Linked DNA regions of Homo sapiens: region 2 is linked to region 1. A link is an interaction called in ENCODE POLR2A ChIA-PET data of the cell type or tissue named here. Cell type or tissue: HepG2. All regions are shown on one strand.

Region 1 (2,500 bases):
ATTTAAAAAAAAAATCAGAAATACTGTGACTCTGATGCCTCCTGTCATGTATAGTTTAGGAAGTGATGAAGTTACAGACAAAATCCAAAAAGGACACTGGGAGCTGTCTCATTTTCAGTCAGATGTTGATTGCCCATTTAGAGGCTGGATTTGCATAGGTTTTTACTTACCAAGATACAGGTATGAATAGTGCCTCTTTTTATTGTGTACAGAAAGCAAAGTCCACACAGTAGAAGAGACAAGAGCTGTCATTTCAGATCCACCACAATCATCTTTTGTGCCCAGAGGATAATCAGTCTTTAGGTTTAGCGCTTGCAATTTCTCCTTATGTGGCAGTACAAAGTAACCAAACAAGAGGTTATGTTGGAGAGTGGCATGGGAGGGGTAGTCTATTAGCAAAATGAAAGAGTGAAAGAACCAGAGAGCTTACATTTCACCTTTTGTTTTGTAGTACTCAGCTTCTACGCAGGAAAGCAAAACAACACAAAACAAAAGCACCCTGTAGAATATTAACTGGACATGTATCTCGTGAAATAATTCCTTACTTAATTTACCAATGGGGAAAATGGGATTGTCACAATATATAATATTAAGGTGGTTGCTTTAAGGTTGGATTCATATACTATACACTGGTTTTTCTGAGTTCCATTTAAAATATGTAATGACAAATTCAACAAGACCCATGGCACAGAGGTGGGGATCACATTTAACCTCAGTACCCAAGTGAAGAGTTTGTATTCGTCCTCTGAAAAGTAGGCACTTGATAATGGCCCAGTTGGGGGTGCTGTTTTGTTAAAGGGTACATTGATATTTTAAAAATTGTTTGCTGTCTGTGATCCATGAGGATCCTGAAGAAAGGATGGGGGCATTTCTTTCAGAAGTGATTTTGAGAAAAAATTAAACTCCCAACTCCTTTATGTCAGCATTTTCCCCTAAGTAATTGGACAACATGAAGAGAAACCTTATTAGCTCACCCAGATATATGAAGTGAAACATAGTACATGTTATAGAGTTACATTTTATATTTAAGGACTTCCCAATAAAATCATTAGGGAGGGACTGGGGTACCATGCCTGTGTAATCTGATATGTTTCATGAATGCCTATAGCAGCGGCCTCAGCTGCAGACAGAGGCTGAGGCTGTGTCAATATGCACTCTGCTCGCTTTCTGAAGCCAGGGTCAAGGCCAGACTCAGATTGACAGGCTCGTCAAGGGAGGGCCTTTTTTGAGAAAGACCTTGGATTTTGGCGGGACTTTTTTGTGGTGTACTTTATATGTTTACATTTATTAAATTAACATTGTAATGCAAATGAAAATGTAGGGTCAAAATACATAACCTGATCTGGAGATAGTGTTAAACATCTGCATGTGAGGCAGTTTGTGAATTTGAGGCCTTAGGTAAATGGTCATCACGACATTTAGACATGACATCAGAACCAGGGAGGAGACCAGTATGAGCAGTGAAGGGCTCCATGTCTGCCTCTAAACTTAAGTTCAGGGTAGGTCCCGCTCGCCATAGAAGATGAGTTGAAAATCAGTGTTACCCATCTAAATGAGGAGGAAGGGCTAAAGCCTGTGGATTGACTAGAGGGAGGGTCTGGGAGTTCTTTTTATAAACTTATATGTATATTTTTAATTGACAATAATTGTAATATTTACGGGGTAGAATGTGATATTTCAATACATGCATACAATGTGTAATGATCAAATCAGGGTATTTAGCATATCCATCACCTCAAACATTTGTCATTTCTTTGTGTTGGGAACTTTCAAAATCCTCTCTTCTAGCTATTTGAAAACATAAACTAAATTGTTATTATCATCACCCAACGGTGCTGTAAAGCACTACAGTTTATTCCCACTATGTGGCTATAGTTTTGTGTCCATTAACCAGCCTTTGGCTATTCCCCAACCCCCACCCTTCCCAGGCTCTAGTTACCACTGTTTTACTCACTGCTTCTATGAGATCAACTCTTTCAGCTTCCACATATGAGTGAGAACATGCAGTATTTGTATTTCTGTGCCTGGTTTATTTCATGTAACACAATGTCCTCCAGGTTTATCCATGTTTTGGTGGGACTTTTGACTGACTCGCAAGTTGCCCCTCTACCCCATGTTTAATAACCTGGTTTTGCTGGGGAATTCATATAGATGCGCTGAGATTCAGTGCAGCAACAATACCAGGGCAGAATGCTTTTGCTTTCTAACTGAAACTCCCCCTCCAAAGCTCTTTTGTGATTGAAAAGTGGATAGGCTAGAAAGATGTGTCCTAGGGCTTGGCATTTCACAGTGCTGAAAAAAAGACAAGACTACCTCCATATTTTGTGAAGAGTGTGATCATCATCATCATCACATCATAAAAGGATCTAAAATGTGATTTGATTTAGAGAACTCTCATGCACATACTTTGAACTTGCACAAGTCATTTTGTGGGATGACAATGATGATGATGATGAGAGAAACTCTAAGAAGCTAGATTTCTGGGATATTGTAGTCTCCA
Region 2 (2,500 bases), 95 kb after region 1:
TCATACCATGCTGCCAACTTTCAAGAGAGAGAAGGGGACACTCCCCGTTTATACCAAAGGGAAATCTTTTTAACAACCAGATAAGTAGGTCTTCTGTCTTAGTTAAAATGTTCAGCAAAACCATTTTCTCCCAATGGTAATAAAAGGCATTCGAAATGATAGATTTTGTTTTATGGTTTATGATTTTAGTACTGACCTTTGCCATCTGGTCTGCTGGGATAAATTTGGAAATTTTATATCTCTAAAGCTACTCAGTTTATTTTATCTCACTCTTCTAGCATGCTTTTCTTTATTTAGGTGAAATGAAAAGCAGATCTGTCACAGTGTGTGCACTGACAGTAGAGTTCCCAAAAGAAAATAGAGATACCTTGAGACCTTTGTTATCCACAGGAACGAGGTCATGGCATTACCCTTTTGGACACATGGTAGGATAGTTACTCAACACAAGCATTCCTGTTTCCTTAAGAATTTGGAGCATACCTAATTGTTGTTGCTGGGACATGTTTTTTAAGTAACGTGCAATTTGCTGAGAAAAAAAAAATGTAAAGTAATGTTAAACTTCTCCAAAGAATCTGATCCAGGGGCAAGTTTCACGGAGTATTATAAGCACAGTGGGATTTTGAAAGAACTGTAGACATGAAAGGATGGTTTAAAAATGCTAATAGGTTTTAGAATTAAACCTTACAAGAACTTAACAAAGCAAATGGTACATACCGAAATGGACAGCAAGCCTCTATAAATAAGAACTGCATATATTTTGCTAACTATCTACATAGTACCTGCGTGAGGTAGGTCGTGGGGGAGGAAATATTCATTTGCTTTTTCCTTACATGTTAGTTAGGAAATATATAATTATAGGACTTGAACCTGAAGTCTTTGTATAAACTGGATTTTATTTTATGGGGTGACAGTGTCAGACTCTGATCTACCAACATCTGTTTTATCACCTATATGCCATTTATGTCCTAGATCTGTATTGGAGTTTTAACAGGCAGAAATCTCTTTCCTGCTATATCTGTTGCTTCTGCTAATCTCATTTTTATAGATTCATAGATGAGTATCCCTGAGATATTAATTATAAATGATTGTTTACTGTAGTAGCTTTCTGTCATATCCTGCCCAAATGAGGTCTAAATTAGTGAAGTTGAAAACCTTTTTTTTTTTTTGCATTTTTTTTTGTTTTGCACTACTGCTCATGTAGTTGGACTACCTCTTTTTTTTTTTTTTTTTTTCTTGAGACAGGCTCTTGCTCTGTCACTCAGGCTGGAGTGCAGTGGTGTGGTCTCAGCTCACTGCAGTCTTGACGTCCTGGGCTCAAGCAATCCTCCTGTCTCAGCCTCCCAAGTAGCTGGGACCACAGGCATGCACCACCATGCCTGGCTACTTTTTCTATTTTTTCAGAGATGGGGTTTTGCCATATTGCCCGGGCTGGTCTCAAACTCCTAAGCTCAAACAATCTGCTGGTCTCAGCCTCCCAAAGTGCTGGGATTACAGGCGTGAGCCACTGTACACGGCTGTGAACCCCCTTATCTCTACATTTGGTTACCTTGCTGTGGGGCCACTGCTTATCCAGTGTCTTGCCCAATGCATACCCTTACGGAGGATTCCCAGGAAATACCTTATATGACTGGTGCTTGCTTGGTTTGAGTACATTTGTTACTTTCTCTAGTACTAGTACCATCTCTCCCCCCACAGGCCCTGCAGCCTGGTACACTGCAACTGATACCAAAGAGATCAGCACTGGAAAAGCCCAATGGTGCCACCCCGGTCTTTAATCCCACTGTTTTCCACTGCCAACAGGCTCTGACTAACCTGCAGCTCCCACAGCCGGCATTTATCCCTGCAGGTGAGAACACAGCTCTAGGCACTGCAGCGAGTTTGGTGATGTTGTGAATGTATACAATGCAAAACAGCTTTCAAAGAGCTTGTATAGGAGGACTGTCGACATGTATTTTGATTAAAAATAAAACAAGGAAGTTATGCTTATCTGCTAGTATCTAGAACTACTTGTTTTTCTATAATTCATGAAAATTCATGGTTTGAAATCAAACTAGGAAAAAGTATCAACATTTTTCTTTTTAGCATTTGTTGGTTTTTGCTTATGATTAATTCACTTGGTTCAGTCTCAAACTAATTCCTTGACTCTTAGGTATCACTGTCACAGACAGTAGAGTGCTGTCAAATAAAAAGGCAAAAACTCCCAGCTTCGATATTATGGAAATGCGTTGTCAATATGTCTTTGATATGCCAAAGGTAGTTAAAATAAAACTACCCTAAGTGCATAATATAGTATAATATAGATTAAACAGATAGTTTTAGCCTGTAACTCCTGAATCAGTTAATATAAAATACATAGCAGTTTATATTTTCTGACATTTTGCAGCATATTTTGTTATCTCCTACATTCAGCTATATTTAATAGCCTGTTTTACATGAAATTGAACAGAAAATGTTAAGCCAGAAATTTGTTCAATTAGATATCATATATTGGGGGGAAACT

The links. ChIA-PET counts read pairs that join two places held together with the same protein. Peaks named below come from ENCODE experiments on the same cell type or tissue, not always from the same donor. Only the 100,000 strongest peaks of a DNase experiment are listed, where the experiment ranks them.
Region 2: POLR2A ChIA-PET joins it to region 1 with 9 read pairs; 2 of 35 experiments call an interaction of 5 or more read pairs at or near these places.

Annotation. Positions count from the first base shown.
Region 1 is chrX:132,481,497-132,483,996 of GRCh38, reverse strand. The region is part of intron 1 of MBNL3 (muscleblind like splicing regulator 3); the gene reads left to right. Among named protein-coding and RNA genes, the nearest start is that of MBNL3, 6.3 kb to the left of the region's middle. In HepG2, no CTCF peak of the experiment used is centred here; DNase peaks (open chromatin) are centred at 256 and 1,166; H3K4me3 peaks cover 1,010 bases.
Region 2 is chrX:132,386,007-132,388,506 of GRCh38, reverse strand. It overlaps MBNL3 (muscleblind like splicing regulator 3), which reads left to right. Exons shown (of 9, transcript NM_001386889.1): 6 at 1,696-1,846. All of the region lies in intron 2 of RAP2C-AS1 (RAP2C antisense RNA 1), which reads right to left. Among named protein-coding and RNA genes, the nearest start is that of MBNL3, 100 kb to the left of the region's middle. In HepG2, no CTCF peak of the experiment used is centred here; no DNase peak of the experiment used is centred here.